2 separate regions of the Mus musculus genome follow, and region 2 is linked to region 1. A link is a loop called in an ENCODE intact Hi-C map of the cell type or tissue named here. Cell type or tissue: heart. All regions are shown on one strand. Each heading gives the region's core, and the rest is flanking DNA. Links, peaks and the distances in the headings are about the cores only.

The links. A loop is a pair of places that touch in the nucleus more often than their neighbours do. Peaks named below come from ENCODE experiments on the same cell type or tissue, not always from the same donor. Only the 100,000 strongest peaks of a DNase experiment are listed, where the experiment ranks them.
Region 2: a loop joins it to region 1, with 8 times the contacts of the local background. A loop is called at or near these places in 5 of 42 quality-filtered maps.

Annotation. Positions count from the first base shown.
Region 1 is chr1:57,769,181-57,780,937 of GRCm38, forward strand. It overlaps Spats2l (spermatogenesis associated, serine-rich 2-like), which reads left to right and starts at 5,681. Exons shown (of 14, transcript NM_144882.4): 1 at 5,681-5,844. In heart, for the core only: CTCF peaks have their summits at 4,923 and 6,078; a DNase peak (open chromatin) is centred at 5,821; H3K4me3 peaks cover 2,515 bases; H3K27ac peaks cover 2,158 bases.
Region 2 is chr1:57,846,489-57,858,245 of GRCm38, forward strand. It overlaps Spats2l (spermatogenesis associated, serine-rich 2-like), which reads left to right. Exons shown (of 14, transcript NM_144882.4): 4 at 8,976-9,036. Among named protein-coding and RNA genes, the nearest start is that of Spats2l, 78 kb to the left of the region's middle. In heart, for the core only: no CTCF peak of the experiment used is centred there; a DNase peak (open chromatin) is centred at 6,573.

The DNA.
Region 1 (11,757 bases), core at 3,211-7,210:
TGTTTCCATACACAGAATTTCCATAGGATAGATGGTTTGCATTGGAAAAGGGCAATCAATCGCAGGTTGTGTGCAGCTTTAGTGTTTGTGAGCACTGAAAATTGCTTTCTGAGCATGTATAGCAGGTCATATTCCAGCCAGCTAGATACACAGGAGTTCTTACTTTTTATATACATTTACACTTAGGAGAAAGACCTATTTTTGCCATAATAAGTAAAACCCATGTGTGTGCTGGTTTGCATTCTGACCATTGGTGAGTTTGAATATGTTTGCACTAGCATTAGAGCATATTCCTCTTTTTGAGGGCTGCCTCTGCACATCGTCTAGCCATTTGAAATACATCACTGCTTCTCCTTTCCATGTAAGTTTCTACAATCTGCATTAGGTCTTTACTTCTATGCTAATTTAATAATAATTTTATAATGTTTATTTTTTCTGTTACAGATTCTCATATTTTTAAATCATATTTCTAACTAATATTTTAAAGATAACTAACAATGTGAGGCAGTCTTTACTATTTTAGGACTAGGACTTTTAGTGCTTTGAAATGTTTACATTATTAATCTCTCTGGAATTTCTTCTGAAATATAGAGTAAGTTACTTATGTGTAAATCATGAGGAGGACTTTTTATTCATATATCTGTTTACTATGGGTATACAGAATGTAGACATCTTCCCATCGCTAAAAGACCAGTCCTTCCAGACTTCATATAAGGGGTCAGCAGATATCTACTACCAAGCACACCCATCCTCTGTTTGCTTGTTTGCTTTTCTTGAAATACGTGTTTCTAGACTACAAGCAGATCCATTTATTTACACTGTCCATAACTATGTTTAGAGGGCGCCAAGCAGAAGAGTTGAGTACTTATGGTACTGACCTTGGGAAGAACGATGTTTGCTGTTTACCCTTTCACAGAGAAGGCTCATTGGTTCCTGCGTGTAGTTTCAGGGTCCTTAGTTTCCATATTGGGGGGGTGGAACCATGTAGGGCAGAGGTTCTCAACCTGTGGGTCACAACCTTTTTGAGGGTTTACTAGTACTTTCACAGGGGTCGCCTAATAGCATAGGAAAACTCAGATATTTACATTTTCATAACAGTAGCAAAATTACAGTTATAAAATAATGAACAATTTTATGGTTGGGGCCACCACAACATGAGAAGCGGTATTAAAGACTGCAGCCTTAGGAAGGTTAAGAAGCACTGATGTGGGAGACTCTTCCTGACTTCGAACCAGAGGTATAGTGAATGATTAGTGCAGCCTCACACCATGACCTGGAAAGCTGAGAAATAGGAGTTAGTGTGTGCCCAGCACGAGAGTGATTGGCCACTTGTCCAAAGTACTGTCTACAATTATGAACTTATTTTTACTGATTCCAGAGTTATCAGGGTCTGTGCTAGGTAGATTTATGTCAACTTGATGCAAACTAAAGTCATCTGAGACAAGGAGACCTCAGTGGAGAAAATGCCTCCATAAGATAGGTAAGTCTATAGGGCATGTTCTTAATCAGTGATTGATGAGAGAGGGCCCAGCCCATTGTGAGTGGCGCCATCCCAGGGCTGGTGGTCCTGAGTTCTATAACAGAGCAGGATGAGCAAGCCATGGGGAGCAAGCCAGAAAGTAGCATCCCTCCATGGCCTCTGCATCAGCTCCCACCTTCAGGTTCCTGCCCTGCTTTAGTTCCTGTCATGACTTTTCTTCAATGATGAACAATGATGTGAGCACGCAAGCTGAATAAACTCTTTCCTTCCCAACTTGTTTTGATGTTTTGTCATAGAAACAGAAACCCTAACTAAGACAGAGACAGAGCTTGAATCCTGACAACCCTAAAAAGGCAGGCTCAGCAGTCCATCACTCAATATGTCAGTAAACAGACAAGTAACAGTGGCCTGGCCTGGCCTGGTGTCAGAGGCTGTAATCCCAGCACTTAGGAAGTAGAGACAAAATCATGGGTTCAAGATCATTCTTGACAACATAGAAGCTCTAGGCCACTCTAGGCTATGAGTGGATGGAGAGGGCGGGGCGTATTCATCAGAGGAAGGATTTAATGTGCCACATTGGGAAGAGAAACAAATGAAGTCCAGTGTCACCCTCCCCAAATCCCAAAAAGGTTTCGGTTGTGAGTAAAAGGGTTGGAGGTATTTGTAACTAAGTAGTCCTGGTCAGGTGTGGCTCTGCCCACCACTGACCCATCCTTGTCTCCATTCCATTATCTCCAGCAATGTGGAGAGATGAGTTGTCAGAATTTCATGGAGACTTTTCCTATAAGACAAGTGCCCCTCCTGTTTCGGACTTTTCCTTCCTCAGCATGAGACTAGACTCCAAGGGAAATTCTAATTCCTTGGGGACGATTGTTTTCATAGTCTGATCCCTGGTGGGAAGAGCACTGTGTTTCCCTTTAGAATGTCTTCACTATTGCCAAGATATCACTTTCCTATTTGTAACCAAAGTGGCTCAGATTGTAATGAAGAAGCAAAGGGCCCAGACCCAGTGACTCCGAACAAGTTCTATTCCTTACTTGTGGTATGTGTCCACTAACGACCACAGATGTGGTACTGCTCAGTGTTGTCACTGGCTCCTGTCTGATGGAGCTGCCATCTCTATGTACCTCACTGTTCTCAGTACTGGAAAGAGATAACATGGAGATCTGTGAACTCTCTCCACAGTTCTACCTCCAATCACTCTCATCCACACCATTGCCTGAAGCAAGTTGCAGGGCCATAATCCAGTCAAACGAAGGGGTGAAATCCCATCAGTTAAAGAGCTGGAATATCTGCAAACAGGTGCAGTTTGTCCATCACCTCCCTGAGGGAGATAACCTGGATCCCACGCAGTGACTATACCCAGTCAAAGTCTGTGATCTCTTTGTGGTAGGCAGTCCCATCTAGCCAAATGCTGCCTGGTGCCCTGGAACCTAGCAACTACTTCACTCCCTGTCTATACCACTCACGCAGATATTGACATTCAAAGGGACAGTGTGCAACTGATGAAAGCCTTAAGCCAGCTTTCCTGAAGGTGTTCCTTGCTCTGAATGACCCACACCTACAGATTCGGAAATCTAGCACAATGGGGATTGAAAAGCTAGGAATGTGGCATTTGACGGAAATCAATACTGTTCAGTCAGCTTTACTGACCCCCATGCTTACAGGAAGCACACGGGGTTGAGAGTGGAGGAGACAACATGGCAGAAAGCGGTAGCTGCAGGTTTAAAATATCACTTTGAGATTTTAAACATGAGGAAATACAAACCAACACACTTTGCCCTTATATATTTAGACATTTGCTGCTGTGCCATTTGTTTGCTACAAAAGGGATCTCTAGTTTTTAAATCTAGTTAATCAAACAGTAAAATGAGTATAATCTTGCAAAATAATTCTGAAGAGAATCATACTGGCATAAACTCTTGGTTATCATTTCATACAATGTACTTTTTTCAAACAATTCTCCAACATCTACTTAAAAACACAAATTGGTTTTTGTTTTTGTTTTGTTTTGTTGTTGCTGTTTTTTCACATTCCATTTCTTTGGGTTTTTACCTTTCCGGGTAATATTAGTACAGATCTATTTTATATGATTTTAAAGATTGTTTACTCTTGACTCATCAAAACGCTGTCTTGTTAGTTATTTGATGTGCAAGACGCTTTTACTGATATTTCAGCAAGTGCTTTAAACCTTAAGGTTTTACTTTTTTTCAAACCAAATTACTTTGAGCAATCAAAGGTCTGAGTTTGATTTGAAACTCTCAATAAGACGTTCAGCAGTCTGATTTCTCTTGCTACGCCGGGTCTAACTCCTGAAAGATAGCATTGTTTCCTTTGGGTTTTCAGACCGTTGCCCTTTCTGGGCAGGGCCACCACGCCCTGGAGATGAGCTGGAGTCAGGTTTGTCCTTCGGTAACTGTTACTCTGTTTTTACATCAGTCCCACGTTTTGACTTCTCTGCTCTTGGCCCACAAAGCAGTTATTATTATAGGTATGACTTACTGGAAAGCCACCCTCAAATATGAAAAGGCCAGGCCTGGCTTCTGAAAACCCTTTCATCCCTCTGGTCTTGAAAGCATTTTTTCTGTCAGACTTCAGTAAGCAAGTTGGATTTGGAGTCCCAGGAAGGTTATGAAGTGGTAGAAGAAAGGAATGAAGCCAGAGTTCAATGTTATTTCCAAAGCCCATCCTGAGGGAAACGATAATTTATTACTTGTTTTTGGAATTCTAGTCATGGGGGAACCTTCGCTCAAAACTTAAACGACTTACTTTGCAAGAAGCCCTGAAATGTGCACCACACTCCAAGTTGAATCATTCCAAGTTACTAATTAATTCTTTCAAATTCAATAAGCAATAGGGTGGCATTTGTCCTTGACTTGTACAGAAGCTGGCTTTTCCGTCTGCACAAAGGTTGGGCCAGACTGGGTTCAAATTCTTCCTCTAGTTACTAGTTGAAAACTTAGACAAGCTATTTAACTTTTTGTCTCCTTTCTTTATTTGCAAATAAGCGAAAAAAAAACATACCTACCCACTGAGTTTATCTGAAGGGTTGGATCAGATACTAAATAAAGCACACTCATTCACCAATCCAGCCTATGGGGTGGGAGAAAACTCCCAGTCAGGTAAGAAAATGAGTTATTTCCTTTCATCTCTTCTTTTAATCAGAGTGACCTTTGTCAACTGGGCTATGATGTATTGTAGATCCGAATGTTACCTGAAAGTGTAATTCGTTTCAAATAACGACTCCCTTAAATGGAATACAATTCCGCTGTTCTGAGCTTGAGAGGCGAAACCGACTGATTTGATATTTGTAGAGGGCTGAGAGCCAGGAAGCCCCCCACCCCACTCACCCAAGGAACAGTTACTGCTCAGAGAAAGGGCGGCTAGGAAGTTACCCTTCAAAAATAAACCTGAGAGCAGCCTGCATTTCCCTCTGCTGCCTCTGGAAGAGGTGTGCGATCTAAAGTGCGTCCATCATGAATAATGCTTGCCTTTCCTCTCCCAACTACTGCACTCCCAGGCAGAAACATCACCAGCCGCTGCCACTGGGTAGCTCAGGGCAGCTCAGTGGGTGATCACGCACGATTAGATGCCCGCGTGAGACCCGGAGTGAAGACGAGGAGCCAAAACACTTCAGCTCAGTCTGATTTCAAAGGTCGGGCTGAGCCCCCAGAGCTCATCCCAGGGCCTGATTTTCCGCGGCTTTTCCGAATAAGCTATCTTTGTTTACATTTGAGCTTGGCTCACTCCCAGAAAGCATTACTACCTTCTGTCCGGAGAAGCATCTCGCCTTTGCAGACGGTGCTGGGGCAGCAAAGTTCGTTTTCCTGGGTAGGGAAGAGCGATTCTCTTGCTCCTCACGCGGGTAGTACCCAGTGTTTGGACAGTAGTGGGCAGTTTAGGGTAGGTGGAGGTTTGGAGGGGAAGGGGAGAAGGTTGGTGCGGGGCAAGCCAATGAAGTGCTGAAGCTGTATGGGGGATTCTTCTAGAAAGTAGGGTGGGAAAGGAGCTAGGGAGGGCGTGTGGAGGGACAGGATCCGTGTCAGAACGTGCGTGTGAGCGGATACAAAACCCAGGGAGGCGTGATCGGCGGCGTGTGTGCAAGCCCGAGCGAGGGGCGCCGGCGGGGTGTGTGCTCCTGGTGAGTGACACGGAGGGGCGGGCGGCCGCCGGGAGGGGGCGGCTGCGCGGGCGGGAGTGTCCCTGCGTGGGGCTGGCGGCGCGGAGTTGAGGCAGTGAAGGAATCCAGCCTGCCCAGCGGCCCAGCGGCCCTACCGCCGCTTTCCCTCAGCTCGCTCTCCGCGCTGCAGGGGCCGCCAGCGCCGCGCCCCGGCCCGGGACAGAGCAGCCGCGCTCGCAACGAGGTAAGCCCGGGTCCCCGGGTCGGGCGGCTCACCAGGGCCTGCGTGGCCAGGGTGGGGGCGATCGACCAGCCGAGCGCCCGAAGGCCGCCTCCCGGGGCACTGGGTGTGGCCCGAGCTTGGCCGACCGGACGCGGAGGTCGCGGTCCTTGCCTTCCCCCGGCGGGTGGTGGGGACAGCGGCGGAACCGATCGCGGACTCGGCCTGCCCTGCTCCACGCGGGCGCCCCCCTGCGCTCCAGCTCCGCGCCGCCGATCTGCCTGCCCGGAGCGGGGCCGCAGGTCCCGAGCGCCCCGCACCCCTCGGCACCGGCGGGATCGGGTCCCAGCGTTCGCGTGCGCGCGTCGAGGGCGCGCAGGGCAGGCGGGAGGGGGCGCCCAGGCCGCCGGACCGAGCGATGTCATTGCAGGGTCTGGGCAGAAAAGCCCCCCGGAGCCCGCGGGCGCCGCGGACTGCAGCCCGGAGCGAGGGTCGTTTCTGAGTCGCGGAGACAACTTGAGTTTTGCGCATCTGGGGAGATAGCAGAGCTTCTGGCGCTCTGCTGGGAGTTCCGTGTTTACTGCGGACACCGGGGTGAAGGATCCAGCCTTCACCTGGACGGGAATGCGACGGAAACCTCCCATCCTTTCCTTCCTCCTTGCGAGTGGAGCCTTCCAGTGCGCAGTAGGGTCGGCATTTGTGAACTTGATGGGTTTTCGGCTCACAGCAGTCCTGGTTTTTAGCAGGTGCCAAGGTTGTGGAGACCTGACACACTCATTAAAGATTCTTTGTAGACAGCATTTTGCTTTGAGTGCAGCACAATCTCTATAGTGTGAGACTAGCGAAAAACCCTTGAACTTCAACCACAGCGCCGTCCTTTCCTTCCATAAAACACATGTAATATTTCACTTGCTTATTTAAAATACTAAAGTATCTGACCCCTTTGCAGCCCCGAAGATTTTAAAGGGGAGAGGGACACGGAAATTTTAGAATTTGTGCAGAGATAGAGTAAGGTCGTGCGGTCTTTATACCGTCATTCAATTTTGTTTTAGAGGAGCATTCATTGCTACTCAGACTCTGTTTCCAGAGAGTAAGCAAATGTGCAGTATGGCAGAGAAAAGAAAGGACAGGAAGTCAGAAATAGAAAAAGACTATTCAAGTAGTAGAAAAAAATATTTTGAAAGAACTCTTTAAAAAGTTGCCTTCTGGATAAAATATTTTATGAGCCTTATGAAATTGTGTTACTTAACCAGAAAGCACTGTTCTGGGAAGATGGGAGACAGTCTTATCAAGGAACTGTAATGCTTTAAAAAATCTGTATATCTGATGTTTGTTGGTTTTTTAACCAGGAACAAAAAAAATCAACTTTGGGAATGATTTTCTATTTGGACAAGGCAAATACTACTTTAGTCTCTAATTAGAGTTTTGAAATAAACTCAAGCTGGGTTAAAAACCTTTTTCTGTAGAGCAACAGAACAGAAATCATGTCAGATTCCGTATGGCTTTAAACACACACACACACACACACACACACACACACACACACACACACACACACACACGACTAGCTCCAAGGGGGAATTTGCATAAAAATACAATTAACTTGAATGCAGAGAATATTTAAGAGATGAAGGGGAAAACACTGAACATCTGGGAAAGGGGTGTATTAATTGGCAATTTTTGTTCTTTAATTTCTGAAATATTAAATGAGTGCCTAGGAATCAATTTAGGTAGTGTGCTAATTTAGTCAGGCAAAATGGCCAGGGCTTCTTTTGTGTCTGTTTTGTTGTGAGGAGCCCCCCACCAAAGTGGTCAATTGCTAGTTTCTCTGCTCGAACTAATTTCAAGTGGCCATTGTGGGAAGAGGTGATCAAAGGAACAAACACTTAGGGCACAGCATGGCAGCCAGTGAAGCGCTGCCACGTAGGTCACCTCTACTTGGAAACGGCAGCTAAGCCTTAGAAATGCCTCATTTTTAGTCTACAATCAGAGGCTAGTACCATTGCTAACAGTGGGTGTTCCTTCATGGCTGGGTGTTTTTTTTTTTTTTTTTTTTTTTTTTTTTTTTTGGAAGGGCAAAGGTGGTCTCCCCTGGAGGATCTTTACAGAACTACAGTCAACATCTTAGGAGATAAGTCAGGATACCAAGTGTCAGATCCGGTTTTGATAAAATGGAAAAAGTAGAAGTTGCTTATGGCAAATTTTAGGCTGCTGCCACCACTCTCACCATATGACAAGAGAGTACATTTTGTATGTATCTAATAGACACTGCTTAGTCACTGTTGCTTCCCTGGTGACCATCTCTGGTACTTTCATTGTTACTTGACTATGATAATCTAATCTATATGTGTATGTGAAACAGTAACTTCTATAAGTAAGACACAGGATGTAAGGGCATATGCCATGTGGACAGACTTATAAATGGTTGTGTGCATTGATCGCTGAATGGTTGAATGTAATTCACCTAATCAGGTCCTTCTACCACTACTCCACCATCAAGTGGAATTGCACAATTAAAATGGAATTTGCATTATACAAAGAGTTAAAGGAAACAGTAAACATTATAGGAGAAAAGCAAACCTTTTATTCCCTTTCCTCTTTTGAAGACAACTCTTATGAAGGTGTTATTTCCTTAACACATCAAAATGGCTAATTTAGGGCCGTGAAGCTTGTTATATAAATAGGCCATATGTTGAATTCCTACCAGGATTTATCCATTCGGTGTATTATAATGGCTAGGACCCCCTAAACACCTTAGTAGAGAGAAATGATCTGTGAAGGTTTACATCCACAGTATGTAGCATTTCCATTATGCCTATTTGATAGCTCCTACTCTTATTTTCTTATAAAAAATTCTTAAACATTATCTACCATTCTATCATAACAGATCTTTAGCTGTGGTACTGATAACTCCCCATTCCTGTTTAGCTCTTGCATAACAGACTTTTCATGTTGGTTGTCTAGTCTCAGACCAAAGACTATGGGCATGATAACAGCATCTCCTCACAGCTTATACTAATCTTGTGCCTTCGATGATGAAAGATCCTTCTGTTTCTTAATACGTTATGGTTTCTCTGGATCACATGGTCCAGGAGTCCCTTCTGGTTCTCCAATAAGAAACTGTATCAGATCTTAACCTTTTCCTGTGACAGCTCCTGCCAGTAGACCGCCCTACCTTTCCTTTTCGTCCCTCACTCCTTAGAGCCTGTGCCCTCAGGCCAGCCTTTGCTGTCTGCTGGCAAATTTTACATCCCTCCTCATCTTCCTCTCTTTACCATTGAGTTCCCCAACCCATGCTTTCTCACCACAATGACCTCCTGCAAACATGCATCTCTTGAGAATGCTTCTCCAAGATATTCTACGGGGACTCTGTCTGCAGCGAGCTTGGGCTTAATTGAGTCAAAGCTATTGCTATTCTCGATGCAAGAAGCTCCCCAAATGAAGACGGCCTCGCTTAAGACTTTTCAGCTTTGTGTGATGAAAGCGTGATGTATATTAGGCGGGAAACTCTGAGTTTCCATTCTCTCCTCGAGGTAATGATAAGGGATACAATACTCTCTTGGAATGCCTAGTAGCCTTGGGCTACAGTTTCTAGTGAGCCCTGACATCAGGAGAGGAAATAACAGTCTATGCTGTGGCCAGTAGGCCCCATGTGGTACAGGATAGCTTTGAATGGGGGCCAACACAAAACTGTAACTAACTTGAAATATTTCTTTGTTAGCATTGCTGCATAATTCTCCAGCATGAACATTGTAGGTGGCAAGATTCTCTTGCAATGTTGAAAGTCCAGGCACCTCTTCTGTGTTGCCAGTGGCTTTAGATGTAAGTACACAACACATTGTGTAAATTAAACACTTATTTATAAACTAGTCCCTGTGTCAGATGGTTTTGTCCTGCAATAAGCCAATATAAGTGTCCTGGGTATGTTTAAAGTAAACTAGACTAAGCACTGATGTCTAGCAAGTTAGGGGATATTTTTCTAATGCACTCTAAGTTTACAAGGGACACCTACAGTTCAAATACCTTGTCTTTCTGCCCTTGGTTGGCATAAAGCCCAACCTCCCAGTCTGTTTTTCATGTATTTTGTACTCTTGCCCCAATTTTATTATTTCCTACATCTTTAAAACATGAGCCTCTGTTCCTTTGCTTGTCTCCTTCTTCCCTCTGCTCTTCTGCCCTCTGCCTTATGCCCTCTGCCCTTCTGCCCTATGCCCTTCTACCCTCTGCCTTTCTGCCCTCTGCCCTTCTGCCCTCTGCCCTCTGCCCTTCTGCCCTCTGCCCTCTACCCTTGTGCCTTCTTCCCTTCTGCCCTTCTACCCTCTGCCCTGCTCATTTTCCTTTTTTCCCCTTTGTCTGTGCCTGTTTCCCTCTGGCCCAACAAGTCTTCAAAGTCAAATCCTGGTCATGATGCCTTCATTGGTTTCTTCTTCTGCCCTTCTGTCTGCATCCTTCCTAAGTTTAGGCCCTTGCTTAGATTTCTCCTACACTGCTGCTTCTTGCTTTCACAGGTAGACTGCAAGCCTCTTGAGGACACCAATATACCATGTACCTGAAACAGCTATCAGCCATTGGTGTTTATCAAGTGCACCTGTAGATGTAATAAGATAGAAGAGTTTGTCCTTAAATCTGGGACTTTAATACCATCTCTGCCTTGCTCACGGGTGCATGTCAAGGGCCTCACTACAGCCTGACTTGTAGTCAGGACCTCAGTGAATGTTCATTAACATAGAACTCAACGTTGACATTGGATGAAGGGGACAGGCATTTGAAGGTGGCATCTGCCAAGGACTTTTCCTCAGCTTTCTTGGGTGGTTCTGATCAGTCCCTCCATTTATCATCTGAGAGGGGCATTTCCAGGGGTGAGAAGATGATGGAGTCTGGCAGTTGTGACTTGGAATTGAGGAGGCTGCAGTTATTTTTAAGGTGGGATGATGGGTCCCAGGAGTGAGCAGAAATGAAAAGCATCAGGCTCAATGCCAGTATTTTATATGTAAAATAATCAGGCTAAAGCCATCAGTTACATAAAGATCCTGTTAATTGACCTTAAAACTCCAGAATATGTAAGGCAGGGCTGCCCAGCCTTTTCATTTAAAAGCCTCCCTTTAAACTGGAGAAAAATCATCTGGAATCCAGCTGAGAGTGAAAGGCGAGGCAAAGAAGAGCTTGCCACATCCATTAAAGCAGTGGTTCTCAATCGTCCTAGTGCTGTGACCCTTTAATACAGTTCTCTGGGTTGTGGTGATTCTCCAAACCATAAAATTATTTTTGTTGCTACTTCATAACTGCAATTCTGCTACTGTTAGGAATCATAATGTAATTATCTGTGTTTTCCAATGGTCTTAGGCAACCCTTGTAAATGGGTCATTTGACCTTCCCTAAGGGAGGTCTAGACCCACAGGTTGAGAATCATTGCATTAGCGTGTATTCAAGGCAAAGTACAAGTCTTCAAGCTTATTTTTAACACTTATTTTGTAGGTGTCCTTTCTATGAAGGGTTTGCTGCAGCAGGTCACATAACACACATCATAGAGATAGAAGCCTAAGGGAGTTCGGAGGGGAAGATTATGGGATGACGGCTGCTTGGGCTGATTTTTAAAAGAATTGGATACGATTCCAGTGGCTACTATTGGGGATGTAATGGGGAGGGAAAGTGTCTCTTTGAAATGGAAACTTGATTTCCTGTATTTTAAAAATGTCTTCTAATACCAGCCCCCTGTTTCATTACTGCTGATCCAATGATGAAACCTACCTAGAGTTCCAGGTGCTGGTGGTGTGAAGTGTTCAATAACAGAAGCTAAAGCACATATAGATGCCTCCTATAATCACGTGTGACGCCGAGTTCGGAACTGATCATGAAATAAAGCACAGAATCAATCCTATACACTGTGCGACCCAGTGTGCCTCTGGTTTGTGCCCAACCCCTCAGAATGCTCAGAAG
Region 2 (11,757 bases), core at 4,297-8,296, 78 kb after region 1:
TTCTCAGGGAAGATGATAAGCATTCACTCGGTGTTAGCTTTGAGCCTTCCCAGCATCCTCCACAGACCTGATACATTGTTGGTATTAAATGAATGGTCAAAGACAAAGAAGGTAAACCCTTGCCCTTTCCGAGGCCTGCCCCTCTAGGTGGTTAATGGTGGACGGAAGGAAAGCATTCTGTGTTTCTTTTTTAGCATTCGAGGAGAGTTTGTGCTAAGATTTTGGGCTCTGGAGGGTAAAGAGTTGTGTAAAGCTCTTGTCTTAAGCCCTCTGGGATTTGGTATTTGTCCTGTGGGCAATGGGAAGGAAGGAAAAGAAAACCTGTGTGGTCTACGTGGACACAGTTCCTGTGGCTTGCTTTGAGATGGAGTGGGGAGGTGTCTTCTGAACCCCCTTCTCTGCTTCTCACACTGGCCTTTCTAGAGGCATCTTTGAGGACGAGCCTATTTTAATAACTGGCGTTTACATCACAGCATCTTAAAAGAACCCCCGTGTAATTGAAATCCTGAAACAAGTGGCTGCTTGTACAAGGTCCAGGTCACCCCGCATCTCTATGGAAACGCGTTTGTTTTAAAGCCTAGCCATCAAAAGTGGGGCTTTATAGGCGCCAGTGTCAGGTTGCTTCTGGAGAGAGGCATTTATTTATATTCTCTAGCCATCAAAGACCTGTGAAATCAAAATATTTTAAATTAAATGGAAAACCCATGCCACAGATGAATGTTAATAGAACTCAAAGAGTATGTGCAGCCTCAGCTCAGAGCCTGCACCAGCTGGGATCACCCCATTGATCTCCACTGCCCTCTGCTTTGTAGCTTCCCCTTGTGCTCAGCCGGGGATGGGGTGGGGGTGGGGAGATGGATGCTTTGGCACATTATGCAAAAATGGTTAATCTCCACTCATAAGCATGTGCTGGGACTATTAGCAAAAGGGGAAAATCAAAGTGGGCCTGTCATGCAGGGTGCTCTGTATTGGCCCTGACATATCTTGTCTACGCCATGTCGATGGGTGCTCAGAGGCACAGGACCCTGCATCTATATGAGCACCTGTCCACACCTCGTCCACGGGGAACTCAGAGGCACAGGACCCTCCTGCCCACATGAGCACCTGTCTGTTGGTGAAGACATTTCTCCCAGAAAGGTCTGAAATTCGCATGGGCACATCCTGCCCTCGATCCGCTCAAGTGATATTCTAAGTGACTGGAGGCTTTTATCTGCCTCTGAAAGCAGGCCTTTTCAAATAAGTATTGACTGTTAATGACCTGTTTAAATAAAACATTCAATTTTCTTTCTTCCCCCCACAAAGAATTTAGTAGGCAGAGACATTTCTAAAGGAAAGGCTAACCCTGCTTTTCAAAAGAGGCTGAGCCAAAGCTTTTAAATGTGAACATTTTTTCCTGACATTTGCCCTTAAAATGCTATTCAGTGAAGCTGTGCTAACAGTGGGTTGAGTACATTGAAGTGTCTTTGAATAAAAATGCAACCTTGAGGGTTTTTTTCCTCCAAATTAAACAAAAATGTCCAAGGAAGTACTGCCCTACAAAATTCATATTTGTGTCACCATGCTGTCTCGTTGTTTGTATATCCTCGTTCTTAACAAAGAGAATTTCCTCTAAGGAACAGGGCTCTATACGCAACCTTAAAAGCATGAGAACTTAAAAAAAAAAGAACCCATGAGATTGTAAATCTGAGACCTCAATAATTAATAAGTGCAGAGAGGTGACACTGGCCCAGAGCACCAGAGGGAAGTTCAGGCAAGAGGAACCCTTCCTGGTAGTAAATGCAGATCAACTCTCCACTTCACAAAAGAATAAGTATTTTCCTCCTCGGTTGGCATGCAAGCACCCCACTGTGCATGGAAGACTGGACAGTGAGTCTCTGAACTAGTTGGAAGGTGATCTACATAGAGAAGTAGCCTGCTACATCAAGCCCGTGCCCTTTCTGCAGGTGAATGGTCAGCTTCCCGCCACTCTAAGAGTCCCCATCAACTCCGGGTGCCTTTTCTGACTTGCAGTGCCCAGGAGCTACAAAGGACTGTAAAGGTCATTGAATACATCCACCTTTTCTCCGCACTCAGAGACCTGAGGCTCACATGCCAGGCCTACATGAGGCCCTGTCAGGATGAAAGGCATCCTTTACAGACAAGTGCGGCTTCCTCAGCTCCCCTGCCCAAGCCTGGCTCCTTTCCTATCTACTCCTACTGCATGTCGCTCTGGGATGATGGATGTCAGGTGGAAGATGAAATGAGTCAGTCTTTCAAAGGTAATAGCATGCCCTGAACTAAGAAAAACTGCAGATGTCTCTTAAGATGTTCCTATTCAGGAAGACCGGTGGACATTCTTTTGGCAAAAAGTGGGACCTTCAAGACTGTTGGTACGATAGTTCAGAGTCCCCGAACTCTGACAGTTACTGTGAGCTGAGGCAGCAGGGCTCGGTTTGAGTCTCGGTCCTCTTAACTTTTTGCAGGTTTTTGACTTAGTCTCTTTGTGCTCAGTGCTCACAAGTATAGAATGAAACGAGTTCTAGTTTCTACCTCGAAGTTAAGAGGGATAAATAAAAATTTAAAAAAAATAACCCAAAAACCAAATGAGTTGGGTCTAGATGTAGCAGAGTCCTGACACATTACGAGCTCTCTGTAAGTGTGCTAAATGATATTGATAACCTTAGCAAAAGCACCACGCTTCAGTTCGTAGGAAATAACCCTGTTTATCCATCCAGGCTTCTGTGGGGTCTCTGACCATGAGCCTGGCTGAAACCCTGATTGCCACCTTCCTTCTCCCTCAGCCCAGCTCCTGAGTCACCCAGTCTGTCATGTGGCAGACTATTTGCATTTCTAACAAGTCCTCAGTGGTGAGGACATTCCTTGGGGAACCCCCATCCCCAAGAACCACTGCTCTGGTACAGTACTTTGCAGTAGAACATATGCATGCCCACAGACACGATTTTGAATTTTGTAGTAGACATGCTAAAGGAAATATATAAATAAAAGGAATGGATTTAAAAATTGGGTACTATGCTTTGCTTAACTTATCTATTTTATTATTTTAACATACAGGCAATATAAAAATATGAATGAGACAGTTTATATTCTTTTTGTGTTAAGTCTGTAAATTCCTGGAACTATTTTATATTTCTAGCACATTCCAGAGCAGCTATATGGGACATCGAGCTGGAGAGCAGTTGTTTTTCAATCACAACCTCAGCTCCTCTGGACCACCCAAACCTCTCTTTTCCAAATACCTCAGTTGAGGAGTTTCTGGTCATTAGGCAAGACACCTGAAGGGTCTCTAACCTGTCCCATCATGAAGTTAGGACACTTACTGTCCACTCACAATGATAACTTATTACTCTAGCAATATCCCCAGATAAACAGTCTGATTGTTATGTTTTTTTGTTTTTGTTTTTGTTTTTTTACAAATTGTGCCTCAGTAGCAGTCATTAAGATCATTTTCTTAAGTTTCTCTCCTGGCTACCTCTGGTTCTCCGAGGCCACTTCAGACAGTGTGAACAACCTGAGAACAAGAAACTAAACCGGAGAGCCATCCTGGGTTCCAGAGAAACAAAAGTGAAACCAAGTCCCATCAGGGCCTCCACAGAGAGCCAGGGCAAATGCTAATCAGCCAGGCATCTCAGGACACTCTTGGAAGTTTTCCTGTTTCCATGACTGCAGGAGAAACACAAATATGTGAACTTGGGAGTAGGCAGTTGATCACACTGACATACCCAGGAAACTTCATTGAATTATGCCAATTAGAAATGCTAAGGTAAATATATTTGTCAGGATTCCTACTACTCGGCTTTATTTCTCATAAAAATGTTTCCTTTTGTTTGGAAGCTCGCAGGTTTCAGAATGGCATTAAGGCATGCTAAGTAAGGGCATCACTCAGCGGGTACTTCAGTTTGATAGAACTTCATGCCTGAAGTGGTCCGTGTTAACCATATTTATGTTTTATTAATTTTACTCTGGAGGAGTGTGGAGATGATATATTAAAGTGGTGAATTCTTTCCTTTGTGACTGATGTCTTTGCCTAATAAGTATTTTACAACTTTCGTGGTCTTTATTTTTGTCTAGGGTATATACTAAAATATATGATAAAACATATTTAAAATGGTATTATAGCTATCCAAGTTATAATTTTAAGAAAAAAAATCTTAAAACATTAACTAAGCTTTTGAAACGCTACGTGAATAACAGCATTTAGATTTTGGGGCGTCTTTGTGCTGGCTGATAGACTGGCCGGGAACACGGTTTCGTAGACTAGAGTACAGTTGTTATGTCTCAGAACACCAATGCTGAGGAAAAATCATTAGGCAACTTCATTGTTGTACAAGCATCATGGAGTACATGTACACATGTCTATATTGTGCAGCCTCTTCCACAGATCACATGTGTGTCATATGCCAACCTGTATGTAGCTCACCATTGACCAGTGCCATATGCGGTACAAGCCTACAGTTAGGCCCCAGTAACACTGTTTGTTCCAAGAATAGCTTCAAGTGCTAATAAAAATTAGAAACCAAGTGAGAGTTTTTTCTTTGAAGAATTCAGAGTTCTCTCTGCCTTGTAGACTTGAAGCTCTTGTGATCAACAAATGTTAAGGAATGAATCATGCATCACATTGATCCATAATACACTACCAGGTGTCATAACCAAGCAAGGATTAGAGGAATTGGGAAGACCTTTTGTCTCTAAAGACTCACCAAAGGACCAATTCAACACTGAAGGCTTCTGTCTGCAGCTTGTGGGGCTGTCGGTTCCCATGGTTGGATGCTGGCCTTTGTCATAGGCAGGCTGGTAAAAATGGGTCTCTTGGAGGGCATGTTCCTTTACTATCGAGAGTAAACAAGGCTGAGATTAAAGAGACTGACTGGTCAGATGCAGTTCATAGCAGGAAACAGAGTCTCAAAGGCTGAGGCCACAACACAGTTCATCCTCACAGGAGACAGGAATGAGTCTGCTCCCATGGTGCACGAAGCATTGCAGAGGCCAAGTGTGCTTCTGAGCACCAGGCAGGACAGCACCAACTGAAAGGCGCAAACACTTGTGTGTGTGTGTGTGTGTGTATGTGTGTGTGTCTGTGTGTCTGTGTGTGTGTGTGTGTGTGTATGTGTGTGTGTGTATGTGTGTGTCTGTGTGTGTCTGTGTGTCTGTGTGTGTGTGTCTGTGTGTGTGTATGTGTCTGTGTGTGTGTGTATGTGTGTGTGTGTATGTGTGTGTCTGTGTGTGTCTGTGTGTCTGTGTGTGTGTGTCTGTGTGTGTGTATGTGTCTGTGTGTGTGTGTATATGTGTGTGTGTGTCTGTGTGTGTGTGTATGTGTGTCTCTGTGTGTGTGTGTGTATGTGTGTCTGTGTGTGTGTGTCTGTGTGTCTGTGTGTGTGTGTGTGTGTGTGTGTGTGTGTGTGTGTGAGCGTGAAGCCGAAGTTCTCCCTCACCAGCCCATGGTGCCCCCAGCGGCTATCCTGATCAGTAGAACCCAACTTCGTAGCTAGCGACTTAACTCATAATTTTTAAAGGCAAAGTAAAATTTTGATCTGTTTAGCTTGAAGCCCTTCAATTAGTTTCTATAATTGGAGATCTGGGCAATTTCCCAACCTTCTAGTGTATACCAGCCAACAGAAAGATGTGGTTTGGAAGGGACACTAGAATCTACACAGAAAGAAGACCCTGCAGGGGAAGCCCTTCACACAGGGCCGGGGTGAGGACCAGCTCCTACCATTATTCCTGTCTTCACATCTGAGAAGCCTACATAGCCCCAATCCACATTTGTAGCCAGTATTGCCTTTCATGGAAAAACAGAATCCTACTGGCATTAGTACTTAAGAAGAGCCTCTGTTGGATTGTACTGTGAGGTCAGTGAGCAGAGAAATTGCCAAGCAGGAGTGTGTGTGTGTGTGTGCGTGTGTGTGTTGGTGTCATGCACGAGCCTTATCTTGTGAACATATCTTACCATCAGCACTGGTGCCACTTTCTTAGAACTTAGGAACATCTGTTCACTGGGATCTCTCCCTGGCTCCCCTACGGATTATAACTCTTCAGCTTCAGAAAATGCTACATATCAAATCTAAACTTTAAAGCCCAAATGCCAAAACAAAACCAAACTTCTTCCACCAGGTTTCACAGGTCTATAATGGTAAAAGTAGATGTGTCGAGAAAAGCCAGCTGGCGTAGCTCTGGCTCACAGGCTTTTCCTATCAAATGACACCAAAGCAGGTGTCACCATTCACTTCCTGCGTAGCTCTGTATGTGTATGTCTTAGTGACCCGCCCATATGTACACAGTCACACACCCAAAAAAGCTAGGTAACCGGAGATGTTTACGTAATGCCAGAACTTCCATCTAGATAAGACAACCAAACTGGTGTCTGCTGAGTGCCCTCTCTGTAGATGTCTTGCAGGCATAGTGCCGATGAAGGTTTCACTTTCCATGGCTATAATCAGAAAATCCCTGCCCAGCTTCCCTGTTCATTGTTAGAGACAACCAGAGAATAATTGTTTCCTGGAACCATTCAAGGGCAGGAGTAAGCCAGAAAAAAGTGGAAGTCTGATTTGCCAGCTAGTACATTTGCTGTCTCCCTCATGCCAACTTTGGGGGCATAGCATTTGCCAAACGAAAGAGGTAAGAGGTATTTTTCAGTGGGGTGGCTGTCTGTGCAAAGCAAGTTTCGAGAACCGCCTTCCCGGGAGGGAGTATGCAGGGCCTCTGGCTAGCATGCCCAAATGCACATGTCAGTTGGCAGCGCTCTTTGGAAAGTTCTAAAAATAAAACCTGATTGTTTCCAGAATTTGATAATATGTCTAAACAGATTCCTATTTGAGAATAATTGAAGTGATACTAGAGTCTACAATGGATATTGTCAAGCTTTCATCCAAAAACTGGCAAAAGGTATTAAATCAAAATTTATATTTTACTTAAGACCTAGGTTTAAAAGAAAGTGGAAGAAATCAAAAACATTTTTGCAAACAGTGTTATACATGTGTCTTCTCTGGACGTAGGGATGCTTGATGCCAAAAGTCAGAAAGAACACAAGAAAGTGTTTCCTTGGTTTTTGATTGACAAAAAAGTCATGTAAACAGGCCGTATATGTTCAGAGAATGACTCGATGCTGACTTCTGGACAAATCTGTCATTGAATTTAACTCATTTCTACTATATCTCAAAAAGATCAAAACTATTAAAGACTTAAGATATGTTTTCAACAATAATTGTCAAAGATTTTGGCCAAATAGGAGAAACAAACTACCTCTGATTGCTGTTAGGGACACAGAGCTCAGAGTGGAGCTCCTCCACAGACAGAAAAGGTGCAGACCTGGCGTTAGGAGGAGAAAGATGGCGAGCAGTGTCCAGGGTCCACTGAGACTGGAGATGGGGCACTCACAGTGTTCAGAAGATGTGGTGAGAGCACACATGTATCCCAGAAGTTGTTTGCAGTGTATTGCTAAGTGTGCCAATGGAGAGCAGGCCAGGATGGTGCCAACTGTAGCTGTCAGAAAAGCTGTCAGAAAAAAAAGAAACTTGAGCTAAGATGAAGTTGACAGAAAAGAAATGCCCACACTAAGATAAAAGCATTCTGCATAGAAGGAAAAGAAAGAATACTGTATCTTATGTAGACAGTTGCAGCCATTTTTAATGGCTCATTCTGTAGTACTGCCCACCTGTGCTCAAAAGGCCTAACACATACGTGAGAGTAACTAAGACCTAACACATACGTGAGAGTAACTAAGACCTAACACATACGTGAGAGTAACTAAGGCAGCTGATGGTACAATGAGGAATGCCATAAGCATGCTTATTTGAAATTGACATAATTTCAGTTTTTGACTACTTCCCATTCTTCTCTTTTTTATAATAAGAAGAAACATAGTTAGGGTTCATTCCAACCTCTCTGTGTCATTTTCTGTGTTAATACGGTATGGATAAAAAGATATGCATTGCCTTCCAGAGTTACTATAGCATGCTTTTAGAACACACCTGAGTGAAATGTTGAACTGGAAAGTATTTCTCCATTCCAAGATCATACTTACAATCAGGGCTGAATGGAATGGTTTACCATGTCAGTAGGGAGAATGTCTTGGGTACTCTTTGTTGCTGTGCTAAGACACCATGACCAAGACAACTAATAGAAGAAAGAGTTTATTATGGGTGAGTCGATGATCATCATGGTGAGAAGCATGGCAGCAGGCAGGCAGGCAGGCATGTCGCCAAAGCAGAATCTGGGAGCTTATATATGATCTCAAGCTGGAGGAGCGAGAGACAGAGAGACAGAGGGAGAGAGGGAGAGAGAGGGAGAGAAAGAGAGGAAGAGAGACAGAGGGAAAGAGGTAGAGAGAGACAGAGAGACAGAGGGGGAGAGAGGGAGAGAGAGGGAGAGAAAGACAGAGGGAGAGAGACAGAAAGAGACAGAGGGAGAGAGGGAGACAGAGGGAGAGAGGGAGGGGGAGGGGGAGAAAGAGACAGAGGGAGGGAGACAGAGGGAGAGAGGGAGGGGGGGAGAGAGAGACAGAGGGAGAGAGGGAGGGGGAGAGAGAGAGACAGAGGGAGAGAGGGAGGGGGAGAGAGAGACAGAGGGAGAGAGGGAGGGGGAGAGAGAGACAGAGGGAGAGAGGGAGGGGGAGAGAGAGACAGAGGGAGAGAGGGAGACACAGGGAGAGAAACACAGAGGGAGAGAGACAAAGAGAGACAGAGGGAGAAAAGGAGAGAGAGGGAGAGAAAGACAGAGGAAGAGGGACAGAGAGAGACAGAGGGAGAGAGAGACAGAGGGAGAGAAAACTAAGAATGATATTGGTTTTTGAAAGCTTAAATCCCAATCCTAGTGATATAACTTCTTCAACAAGGCCATACCTTCTTAAACAGTGTCACCAACTGGAGACTAATCATTCAAATATATGAGCCTGTGGGGGGCTATTCTCACTCAAACCACAACAGGACACTTTGGAGATCATCTTTGAAGCATTAACCATTTCTTTTATCCCTTCTTTATAGGGCTTATACCCCTAGAAGGAAGATGGCTGAACTCAACACTCATGTGAACATCAAAGAGAAGGTAAGGTCTTACTGTATGTTAACTCTCAGAAACTGCAGACTAGTTAATATATACCTGCTGGTAAAAACGTGGTTATAATGGAAAAAGGGAAAAATGGTTTGCAGAGATGCATAGAAAGTCTGTTGCATTGATATAATATCAAAATATTCATCTGTGGAATGTGTGATAAGAACAATACATATATTTTCTCATTTTTACCATAATTTCCATGATGCAGAGGCAGAAACTGAACAACAGCACAGGTGAGCCATGTGGCTTCACATAGCACGTAGGCAGCATCTAAGAACTTGAGTGTGCAACTGCCTCTCCAACCATCTTGTGGCGGTTTCAGGTGGCCTTTTAGGTCTTTCAACCTTGAGAGTTCATGATACAGAACACCCCCTACCCCTAACCCTACTCCTACCCTTCCTCTTCCCTCTTCCATCTTTATCATTTGTTATGAACTGATCAACATTCACATCCCTTACCAGTCTGGAAAGCTTACTTGACTTTCTGTCAATATCATTCCCTTGCCATCTGTGTATTAATAAATACATTGTAGTATTGAGTCTTAACGGCCTTAAATCATATAGCCCATGGAGATAAATCTACCTAACCTACTCCATGGCAACAGAGACTAAGGGATTCATACATGATCATGAGAGCCTGGCCAGGAACCTCTGTCAGCCCTGACTCCTTCTCTAGAGGTATCCCAGACTCACTGCCTGCCATGTACTTGAATGTGGGTATTTTCTCCTCATTGCTTTCTTTGTATCCCTACCTTACTAAAAACATAGAATGAATGCTGAGAGGAGTGATATTTGTGAAGTCCTTGCAGTTTTCTTCCTAACTGGATGCCAGTACTAATGACATTAAGCACCCAGATGAAACACCCGTTCATTTAGGGTGGAGAAGCCAACATAAATACAGTAACATATAAATGAGCACAGCCATTTCAGACCACGACAGCAGCTTTGACAACGACACATCAGGTGTGTTTTGGTGGGACGGAGGTAGAGAGGTGACTATTTTACATGAGGATGTCCCAAGAGCTCTTTGAGAGGTCATGTGAGAACTGAAAGAAAGTTGATGGGATAGAAACAACCAGGTAAAGATCCGAGAATCCTGCATTTAAAAAAGGCAAAAGTATGTGCTTCAAATGCACAGAGGGAATGAGTTTGGAAAACCGGTAGCCATCGTGGGCCTGAGGGTGATGGGCAGAGGGAATGGAAACAAAGGCCAGAGGGTGCCCCTTCACCTCAGCCATTAACCTTCAGGGAATCAGGTGGAATGGAGGATTCCACGTACCTGGCTGGAAACGGTTTTGTCTTCTAATATAAAGGTCCATTTTATCATCAGTCACATGGAGGAGAAATTAACAATTCCTTCAAGCATGCAGTGTGAAAACCCCACAGAAGCAAGACTGTGACTCACATCACTGGAAGCCATAATGTGTTCCCAGCATCCTGGTGTGTAACTTGTCCGTCATCATTTCAAAACAACTGCCATTCTACACCCTGATGATAGATTGTGCTATCTGAGGTGTTGATAGAGATGTTGCAGGGGATACTGTAGCATGCATGCTTTGTTTTCTTTTGTTTCTTGTTATTGGTACTGGCCTTTATCTCAATAGGAGCTATTTCCTTTGTAATGATACATATTGTCTGTCATGAATGTTAGCACATTGTCTTGAGAAGGACCTCAGGCCTCACTAGACTGCTCGAGGTGTTTGCGTGCCAACAGGTTTCAACCATGTTAGAGCTGTGTAGGGCTCTCTTCCACAGGCAGAGGCCAGCTAATGGGAAGATGCAGGCAGGAGCATGGATTGGTGGGACATGTTTTCAGAGGCGACTGTAATGCATGCTTATATGTCTATTCAGTGACTTCCTCTTTGATGGGGACATTGAGGCTTGAGGTCACTCTTGACTTTGTCAAAGTTAGACTTTGCTGTGTCTGGTTCTGAAGCTGACTCCCTTTTCCCTGTTTCTCAGAGTTCCCACCAGCAAACAGAAAACCACAAGCGCTAGCAAAGGAGACCAGAAAAAAAAAAAACTTAATGTAGAGTTTCTTTGTAGTTTTATGTGGTGTCTTAATCGATGTAGAATTTCTATCCATTACATTCCATCATGTATTCCACAGATTATTTTAATATTCAGATATTTTAGCATATTGATCATTGAATAAACAATAGCAGAAAGCTGCAGTTCCTTGATAATGAGCCTTCATAGAGTCCCTTTATTTAAATGAAAATTTATGCTCCCCAGTTTGAAAGGCTGGGGTGGACTTCCTAGTACTGGTCACAGACTGGCTCCTTTTCAGTCATCTGTTGGTAGATGGATGCAGCCTTCTCCAGTCAAGCTATAGAATGTAAAGCCCTCTACAGAACCAGATTTATAGCAAATGGTCCCTGCAGAGTGCAGCTGGTGGTCAGAACACCACGGGAGGCCGAGCAGGCAGGATTAGGTTGTCTTATGCAGAAGAGAGGAGACAAGCTGGTCTGTGTGGGCACACAGCATGAAGGGTCAGCATGAAGGTGCCATCCGTTGGCTCGGGCATCAGAACAGTGACTGTCCAGGGCTGTCGGGTGTCCACTTGAGGAGGGATAGGAACAGTGGGTGTTTTGCTACTCCACTTGAATAACTCATCAAAATGTTGGCAGCATTTTGGAAAAGGGCACTGTTTGGGTTGTAAATGTTGTGAATCTGCATGACAGTGAGAGCAAAGCCTGCTAACTCAATTAGT